Linked DNA regions of Homo sapiens: region 1 is linked to region 2. Evidence: chromatin contacts called from ENCODE Hi-C or POLR2A ChIA-PET data. All regions are on one chromosome and are shown on one strand. The core of a region is the stretch at or near the end of the contact, and the rest is flanking DNA. Distances in the headings are between cores, read along the strand shown.

Region 1 (5,112 bases), core at 271-2,770, 69 kb after region 2:
ATAAATAAATAAATAAATAAAATAAAATGACATGCATGTAAGGTAATGCGTATATTAGTTAGCTTGATGTAGCCATTCCACAATGTGTACCTATATTAAAACATTGTTGTACACCATAAATAGATAAAATTTTTGTCTGTTTTAAATAAATTTTTTTAAAAAAGGAAATAATGTGAATACTAATAGTAAAAACATCAGCAAATCCCTTAAAAAACAAAAAACAACAACAAAAAAAACTTGGTATGCAACAAGATCCAAAAACATAAAAGTAAAACAAAACAAAACAAAACAAAACAAAAGAGAAAACAAAATAAGAAAGAAATACAAATTCTCCAGAGCTACTGAATTCTACACTCAGGGGGTGGACCCTGCAATCTGTGCCTTAACAAGCCCTCCAGCTGTTTCTGATGCCTGCTCAAGTCTGAAAACTGCTGGCCTTAAGCAGTGATTGGCAAACTCTGGTGCAGATTAGAATCACCTGGGGAGCACTTAAAACTCCCAGGGCTCAGGCCACATCCCAGACCAATTAAATGAAAAACACTGGAGGGAGATGAAGCGGTGATGTCTGCACCAGTTTTTAAAAGTCAAATAAGATATTTCCAGGAAGACACAGTAAGAAGGCATTTCTGGCAGAGGGAAGAGTCCACAAAGGCACAGAAGCATGAAACAGCTCTGTATTTTGGAGGTAAAATCAACACTATTACTGAAGCATAAAATTTAAAGGGGTGGCCAGGCATGGTGGCTCAAGCCTGTAATCCCAGCACTTTGGGGGGCCGAGGCAGGCGGATCACTTGAGGTCAGGAGTTCGAGACCAGCCTGGCTAACATGGCGAAACCCCGTCTCCACTAAAAATACAAAAAAAATTAGCCAGGCGTGGTGATGCGTGCTTGTAATCCCAGCTACTCGGGAGGCCGAGGCGGGAGAATTGCTTGACCCCAGGAAGTGGAGGTTGTAGGGAGGCGAGATTGTACCACTGCACTTCAGCCTGGGCGACAGAGTGAGACTCCGTATCAAAAAAAAAAAAGTTTAAAGGGGACAGTAGACAGAGGTCAGTTCACAAGGAGCCTCCAGGCTGCTACTGCGTGGAGGATGAATTGAATCTTACTTATAAATATATTTTGTCTGTTTTTTATTGGAAAACTGGCTTGGGTTCCATTTTGCTACCTACCCATCTTGCGTCCTGGTGTTGACTTTCCTATCAAAACCATTCCTCTGAGCTGAGGCTGTTTATAATTAAGATCAGTGATTATCTAGCACTCGACAAAACTCAGCCACTGCTGCTCTGAGCGGAAGGAGAGACAGACTTAGTAGCAGATAACTCAGAAAAGAGGATCTGAGACAAAGCAAAGGAGCTACAGAAAAGGAAATGGTTGCTTTAGCTTTTTATTCCACCCTCCCCCCGACAGCTGAATCAGGGAGCGACTCTGGAATAAGTGCATCTGCCCTTTAAGAAATCAAAGCCAGACTCAGGAAGTGGGTGGGAAGCCTTCTAAAGAGCCTCAGCTGCCGCGTGCCTTCTGTCTGCTGTGGGCCCAGCAGCTGCACAGACCCCTCTTGTTGGGAGACAAGACAGGGCTCTTTCTCTCCCGTGACCTCAGCCTCATCTCCAATCGTGGGGAAGAGAGAAACTGAAATTCTTCCTGTGACTGAACACATGAGAATGCAACAGTTACTTGGGGTAACAGGTTTCCTGTGGGTCCTGTGTGAAGAGTATGCATTCATTCCAGTGTCGGGGAGGGGAGAAGAATGAGGAGGAGGCAGGTGCGTTCCATTCTTTGATTTGTATAATACAAATATTTCCAGAGGACAAAGATGGGCAGAAGCTTTAAGCAACAGCCATCTTCCATCTCGACAGAGGGAACCATGGTGGTTGAACAAAGCACCTAGCACCCTCTGCCTGCCTCTCCTCCCTTCCACCTCCCCTTGAACATTTTTAGGTTTTCAAATGTAATAAAGAAGTCTACTGTTCCAATGGGATTCAAGGTCAGCTCTAACTAGGTGTTCACATTCATAGCCTGCTGACCAGATCAGAGGCAGTTTAATAAAGCAACTGTAAATCAGCTATGAAGATGGTGAACACCCCGGCCTGTACTAACTTTATGAGGTTCAAGTCTCTATTTTTGATACCCCATGAAATAGGGAGAAGTCGGGGATGCATGTGTTTTGGATAGATGAGTTAGCAAGTTGAGCCTGAGATTGTGGTGAGCAATTTAGGCACAACTTCAAGGTCAGCCTCGTTTGAAAGGGGAGGGGAGGCAGTTCTCTCCTGAGGGAATTTGTTAAGGAGCTCATCACTTGTTTCTGAATTGAGCTCTGTCGGCCATCTCAGCATCATCTGACACCTGCACACATCATATCATGTGATACACTTGGGAGAAAGGGCCAGGTCAATTTCCTCCTGGTGGGTGATTTGGTTTTCCTCTTCAGCTAATGTTTAATGTTTCTCTTTTGATTTGCATGTGGAAGCCTTACTCTATGCTAAGCTATGATAAGCACTTTACATGCCAATATGACAGCATAGTCCTTTAACCACGGGCTTTAGAATCACTCTGCCATGTTCAAACCTCAGCTTTAATCATGAAATATACCCAGGTAACAAACCTGCATGTATACCCACTGAATCTAAAAGTTGAAAAAAGTCTCTATGCTACATAAAACAAAAACAAAAACAAAAAAAATCTGAACTGTATCCCTTTGGACAAGTCACCTAATCCAGTCAAACCTGAGTTTTCTTAAATACTAAATAGGAATAGTGATAATAGTGCAGGTACTTGCCAGATTGGGTTAATATGAAGGTTCATAAATTTATTCATGTAACATTCCTACACATAGTATGTACTCAATAACGCTACATACTTTTATTATGAACCATCCTTTTCACAACCTTAGGAAGTATATACTCCTCTCCCTACATGCAAAACAAAACAAAACAAAAGAGAAATTTAGAGACTTTAAGATCTGGCTCAATGTCACAGAACTCGTATGTGGGAGATTCAGGTTTCAGACTCAATTCTTGGGATACAGTCCATGCTGTTAAACATTACACTAGACAGCCTCTACCGAACAATGACTTTTTATTACTTGACTGTTTAAATTCACCTCTCCTCTCCTTCTCAAAATGAGTACCAATTTGTCCTATGCGTAATTTATTCTCGAGCCTTAACGCTTGTTTTCTGCCCTTGTTTGATTCCTTTTCTCAGTTTGCAATTTCACTGTTAGGTTTCTGCATTGTACTCACAACATTTTTGAGTACTGCCTGTTATAAACTAGTCATTTTGCTTCCACATATTCATTCCTAAAGAGAAGACCATTTCTTAAGAAAAAATAGAATAAAGGAGGAACAGATTCTCAGATGTAATCATCATGGTGTGCAATGAATATCTGAGCACTTGCAGGGCCATTGCACTTTCAAATATTCCTTTTCTTGTCTGCATAACAAGGACTCAGCCACACTCTCCTAAAGACAGCTGGCTATAGTAGTCTGGGTGAAAAGCCTGACCATTAGATCTGTGCTTCATAATTCGACAGTGAGAGAACAAAAATGGTATATTTCAAGTTTCAGATATATGTGTGTGCATATGCATATAAATTACATATATTCATATATTTATGTGTGTATATATACACTCATATAATCATGTTGGAGTTTTAGAGATTTAGTTAAGCTCTTGTAGGCTGGACCCACAAACCACAACCATAAACTGAAAAAGAATTCAGCTACCTAACAAACTACTGAATTGAAATAACTGAAATTGAATAATTTTTCTGGGATTATTTAGGTATAGATAATTTGGAAAGTCAATTGTTGAAAGTCAATTACTGCCATATGCTTCTGATATCAAACAGGTTCATTTTAGACCTATAGATCAAATAGGTCCTTCACAACTATGGCAGGAATGGTTTATAATATCCAGCAACGATGAATCTAATGTATATGTGTAAATTTTTGTCAACTGATATGCTGTTTTGTTTGAGTTTCCACTTAGCCACACTGCTGTGGTTTCTTGGGGGTAAGAGCTGTAATACACTCAGACTCCTTATACCCTCTCCAGGGGTATGGTACTTGGCATATGGTTTTTACTCAGTAAATGAAGAAGAATAATGAACTGAAATGCTTTCTCCCTGTTTCCTAAGATGCTACTTAACCAGTGAAAAAGTTACAAGTTACAAAAGTCTTTTTTAAAGCCTTTTCAACTAGATAAAAAACACTTACTACACCTTTTTATGTATAGGCCACTAGCATGTAAATGAAACTGGCACAACAAGGTAAATGTGTATAAAATAAATCACAGAAAAGAGAGTTCTGATGAGATATTTCAGTAATGCAGTAGATAGCAAATGATGATTTTGGAGTATTTTTTGATTTCCCCAATTTAATACTTGATGTTATCAAGTATGTTCACAATGATTATTGTGTCCAAGACGCACCTTAGAAGAATGTAAAGAAGTGTTAGACAAAATATGGGTAACCCATCCCTGCCTTCAGGGAGCTTCTAGACTGATTGCACATAGGTCTGTATTTACATAATTATCAAGTTACAGATCTTGTTTCTTGTCTGTGAAACTCTAACCATATTCTAGAATCAGACATAGCATCACTTCCTGTATTAGTCTTCACAAACAGAACTCTTACTGTCTGTACTGTGCTCTTTACTTTTTAACGTTAGTTCTTCTAGGTTGCATCAAGAATTCAGGAAAACCACATAGGAGGAGGCCCAACATTTTCTGGGTGTTTAATGTGTGAACCTACTTGATAACATCAATTTTTAAACAGCTCCCCATTGATACAGACTCTGAGCTACTTACCCTTTCTCTAGCTGCTCTGCAGGACTCCATATTTTATGCATGGGGACAGTGATCACAAAGTTAGAAGGTACCAGGAATGGCATGCCCATTTACAGATGTACGATAGCCTTTCAGCAATCACAGGTATATCACAGTGATAATTTCTGGAGGATAAACTGGGGAAATTGAAAATTCTACATTGGGGCTCTAAAATACTCCAAAATCATCATTTGCTATCTACTGCATCACTGAAATAGCTCATCAGAGAAATCTATCTCTTCTGTGATGTATTTTATACACATTTACCTTGTTGTGCCAGTTTCATTT
Region 2 (4,777 bases), core at 1,723-4,222:
AATATGCAAACATATGAAATGACCACTGACAGCAGAAGGCTTAACAACAAAATGACAACACTAACAACAATGCCATGAACTGTTCCAGACACTGGGTTCCTCACAGTCTAGTGGAGAAGGCCATGGAAAGGGCTGTGAGAGGGCCAAGGGCACTGAGGGAGGCCTTCTTAGTAAGGATGTCATACAGATTGCCACAGAAGGAAGAATCCCTTGGATGCAAAGGCAATGGCACGGGCAAGAGCAGAGTGGTGAAAATGGGTGTGCCCGGGTGTCAGTGAATGGTTTAATTTGGTGTGTGGCCGTTTCCCATATACGTGGGTCTGCTCAGTCAAAGAAAGCTGGCCTTAATCTGAAACAAAAATCAAATAATCGACAGAGTGAGACTCCATCACAAAAAAAAGAAATCAAATAATCATAGAGGAATAGAACAAAGAGAAAAGACGATCCAATCCTCTCATTCCTGTACTATCACTCTTTCCTATAGCTCATTCTATAACCTCAGGAAAGACCATCACTGGAGATGTTATTAGGGCCACTAGGATAAACTTTGGACCAGATAGTTTAGGCCAATCCTAATTTCATACATTCTATCCAATTATCCCCAGTATTCCCATTAATACACTCACACATGTAGGCTGAGAAACACTTAGAAACTTCCCTGTAGAGAAACATCTTCACCACTGGCCTTCCTTTGGGCCATTAGTTAAGATGGCCAGAAGGGGGTAAATACAAATCCATATTCATGTTATCAAAGAGAACAGCACAGCTCCAGAGGAACAAAACCCATGAATAGAAATGCTCCAGCCCAGGCAACATAGTGAGACTGTCTCTAGTAAAAATTAAAAAATTAGTCGGGCATGATAGCACATGCCTGTAGTCCCAGCTACTTGGGAGGCCAAGGTGAGAGGATTGCTTAAACACAGGAGGTTGAGGCTGCAGTGAGCTATGACCTTGCCACTGCACTCCAGCCTGGGCAACCAAGCAAGACCCTGTCTCTAAAGAAAGAGGAAGGAGAAAAAAGAGGAAGAAGAAGAAGAAGGAGGAGGAGGAGGAGGAGGAGAAAAGGGGAGAGGGGGGAGGGGGAAGGGAGACAGGAAGAAAAAGAATAAGAAAGAAATGCTTTGTTTGGTGTGGTAGAGGTGGAGAAGCATCATCCAGCTCCCTCTTGAAGGACTTGCCACCCAGCTGTGGGTAGTGAGATGAGCAAACCACTTTTGGCTGTCAGCCCCTTCTGATTGACCTCATCTGCAGACAGCCATCTTGCCCAGTCAAACCCTTCCCAGGTCAGCTTGCATCTGACAACTGAACGAGGCAGAAGCAGAAACACCCAGCAATGTTGACCTGACCCAGGTCAGCTCTAACACGTGACACTCATTCCTGAGCTCTGTGCAGGGTGGGCTGAGGTTTTCATTGTGTCACAGCTTGGCTTCTCACTGAGCCCAGTCCCACATCTTCCCCTCTTCCTTTCACAAGAGTCGATTCCTATTAAATGTCTTGTAACTCGAACTCTGTCTGTATGTTTGCTTCAGAAAATCTAAACCTGTGACGGTTAGAAATGGGGGTGGGTCAGAAAAATTTCAGGCAAGGAGCTTGTACCAGGAGAAGAGTGAAGAATCCCATACCCCTAGGAGGCCATGTGGATGTCTGGAGATGGAGAGGTATATCAATAGGGAAGGGGGACCCAATAAGGGTCAGAGGTCTCTGATGTATGTTAGAGAAGAAGGAATTTATTCCTTTCTTCATTCAATGATCACTTGTAGGGAAGACACTAGGGTAGGCGCTGAACTATGGGGATAAAAAGACACATTCCTGATCTCAAGGAGTTACAGACCAGACCCTTACACTCAGAGAAATGCAAACTTCCTAGAACTGGAATGTTTCAGGCAATAAAGCTTTTTGGAGATTAACTTAGATCTAAAGATGGTTTAGATACTTCAAAAATCTAGACCTCTCAAACAAAAGAAAAAGGAAATTCACCCATCTAATCCCATCTAATTCCCAGTAGCACTCTGAGAAGACCTAGAAGAGACAGCAGTTCAAAGACCCTTTTTGTTTTCTATTTACTTCTTAATCCAAGAGCCATACAGCATTGTTTATAAGAATAAATTCTAATAGAAGTCACTATCTTCCAGCTCCTATACACACCATAAAATAATTAATAATAATAGTAATAAAAATGAGGCCCAGAAACACCAATTAAAGTGGCCCAAGAGTAGTGTGGCAAAATTCAGGTGTCTTGACTCTGTATTGTCTCCCTAATCTTAATTGTGACCTTGGCCTCTCTAGTAAAAAAGGTATGAGATGCTCCCAGAAAAGGATAAATAAATGTAAAATTATAATAACTGAATCCCTGGCAGTCTCCTATCAAGGGCAAAAATAAAGAAGATATAAAGAAATATGCTCTGTAACTTCCTAAAAGGCAACACGAATTTAGAGCAAGCTCCCTGACTGCATTTGCAAGACGTGGCATGAAGATATGGATCTCTGTGCAGCAGGACATTTTCTGTCTTCTTCCAATGGAGCACTTTCCACAAGACTAATATTCACAGGACATAGTGTTACATCTTGGAGTTTCCCTAAAGCTGAATAGAGTAACATCTTCAACTTTCCCTATCCTAAATGACATATTCTACTTCCCTAAAAAGATAGATCTATTTATGTATAAAGAACTTGATATCTTCACTTCCCCTGGATCCTCTCCAATATTCTCCCCCAATCCACATCCCCAAGGAGTTGATGTCATTACTTTCTTTAAAAAAGGGTTGCCAACTGTTATGGTTTGGATTTGTGTCCCTGCCCAAATCTCATGTCGAATTGTAATCCCCAGTGTGGGAGGAGGGGCCTGGTGGGAGGTGATTGGATCATGGAGACAGATTTCTTCTTTGCTGTTCTCATGATAGTGAGTAAGTTCTCATGAGATCTGGGTTTCTAAAAAGTGTGTGGCACCTTCCCCTTCTCTTTCTCCTGCTCTGGCCATGTAAGACATACCTCCTTCCTCTTTGCCTTCCACCATGATTGTATATTTCCTGAGACCTCTCCAGCCATGCTTCCCGTACAGCCTGTGAGCAAAATAAGTGTTACTGTCTTAAGCTACTGTTTTGGGATGTTTTGGAAACAGTGAAACATGATCGAAACAGGTTCTGAGAACTCGAAACTAGATGCTGCTATAATGAAACCTAAAACATGGGTATTGCTTCTGGGACTAGTTGGTGGGCAGAAGTTGGAAGGGGCTGAAAGAGATTTTTAGTAGAAGCTTGGTAGACCTTGAGGAGGCTATTGGTAGATTGTTACTGAAAACTGGAGAAAGGGATCCTTGTTATGTAGTGGCAGAAAGTTTAGCAAGATTGTCACCTACAGTGACGTGGAAAATACAAATATACCTAATAAACTGGTAGATTGGGCTAAGAAAAATTCTAACCAGAATGTTGAAAATGCCAGGGAGTTTCTTTTAGTCATATATAATAAGTGTGTAGGGAGAATGAATTTTAAAAAAAGGAACTGTTACATTTTCAGGAAAATTTTAAGATAATCTATTAAAGATCCAAGATGTTACATTCAAATATAAAACTATTTCTCTTTGTCAGTCTCTCCATAGAGCAGGGGATTCTCAAATTAAGAAAAGGTGTCAGCTCAAAGATCAAACTCAAAAGCCAAAGACCTTTTGTTTGTACCTTAGAAAGATATAAGGTAATGTCTCATAAGCCCTTTGAAACAGAGTTCCTCTAAGGATCTAAGCATATGCTAGGCATATTCTCTCAGTAAACAATGAGTCTTCTAATAATTTTAAGGTTATGTGGTCCCATCACAGCCTTACAGGGATCTCAGGTAGAGAATGGCTTATGTCAAAGAGATTCTTGTCTAATGGAGTATTCCCCAATAAGAATCACAGGAAGTCCTGGAATTTTAAACAGAATTGTACAATCATATTTTGCCAGCTTGAACTTAAAGGAACAGAAATAGTATTAAATGAAAAGAGGTCCAAGAACCAAGAACCTGGAGGGAAGACCCAAGAGCAGTAGGGAATCCAGGCAGTAGGACTGAGACCTAAAAAAAGACCTGCTTGTGTTTGCTGTCTGGATATCAGAGTTGCTATGAGCCAATGACTGTTATGTGCTCTCATTTTCCTCTATTTAAAACAAGAGTGTCTGTAGTGGCTGTCCTATGTATACTTTACCATTGAATATTGCGTATGTAGGTTGCAAATAACTTGTCTCTTAGTTTACAAGTCTTCAGATTGAGAGGATAAATACATAAGAAATCTCACTTGAAGAGCTTCATCTGTACCTGCAACTGAGCCTTCTAAGAAGAGAATGTAGGAGTGTATCTTGCATGTATATATAAATAATCTGCAGCCAGTAAGTGGACTTTAGAATTTTAAAACATGTCTACAATTTTTAAAAACATTTTTCTTAATACAGATGAAGTCTAATTCCTATCCCCTTGAATATGGGGTGACCTTAATAATTCACTTTTTAAAAATAGAGTGGGATGGAAGTGAGGCTACATTAATTCCCAGGCTGGGTCTTACACAGTAATACAGTGTCATCTTGGCTCTATCTTGAAATGCTCACTCTCGCACCGCAGCCGCCTTGTGGTGAGGAAGTTCAGGCCACAAGGAACCTCCCAGGGACCCTAGCACTCAGCCCCAGCTGAGCTCCCAGCCAAGAGCCAGCACCAACTTGGCAGGCATGCGAGTGGGCCATTCTGGAAGGGCATGTGCCAGTCCGTCAAGCCTCCCCCTGCTGATACCACATAGGGCAGAGACAAGTCTTCCCAG

What was found. Hi-C counts contacts between places; a loop is a spot of excess contacts on that map. ChIA-PET counts read pairs that join two places held with the same protein, here RNA polymerase II (POLR2A). Pooled maps may share reads with other maps.
Region 1: a map of GM12878 shows a loop between it and region 2 (7-fold over the local background). The contact joins the promoter of LINC02391 here to the promoter of CLLU1-AS1 in region 2. A Hi-C loop is called at or near these places in 3 of 168 maps with a recorded cell type or tissue (B cell, GM12878 and OCI-LY7), 37 of 37 single-sample maps with no recorded cell type and 10 of 50 pooled maps. POLR2A ChIA-PET finds 5 or more read pairs at or near these places in 7 of 52 experiments (B cell, GM12878, OCI-LY7 and 4 more).

Annotation. Positions count from the first base shown.
Region 1 is chr12:92,360,240-92,365,351 of GRCh38, reverse strand. It overlaps LINC02391 (long intergenic non-protein coding RNA 2391), which reads left to right and starts at 1,520. Exons shown (of 5, transcript XR_007063404.1): 1 at 1,520-1,761. All of the region lies in intron 1 of LOC105369902 (a long non-coding RNA gene), which reads right to left. RefSeq lists enhancers at 1,918-1,967, 2,448-2,537.
Region 2 is chr12:92,431,194-92,435,970 of GRCh38, reverse strand. CLLU1-AS1 (CLLU1 antisense RNA 1) reads left to right here and starts at 2,972. Exons shown (of 3, transcript NR_144319.2): 1 at 2,972-3,061. RefSeq lists enhancers at 1,178-1,237, 1,258-1,317, 2,781-3,080.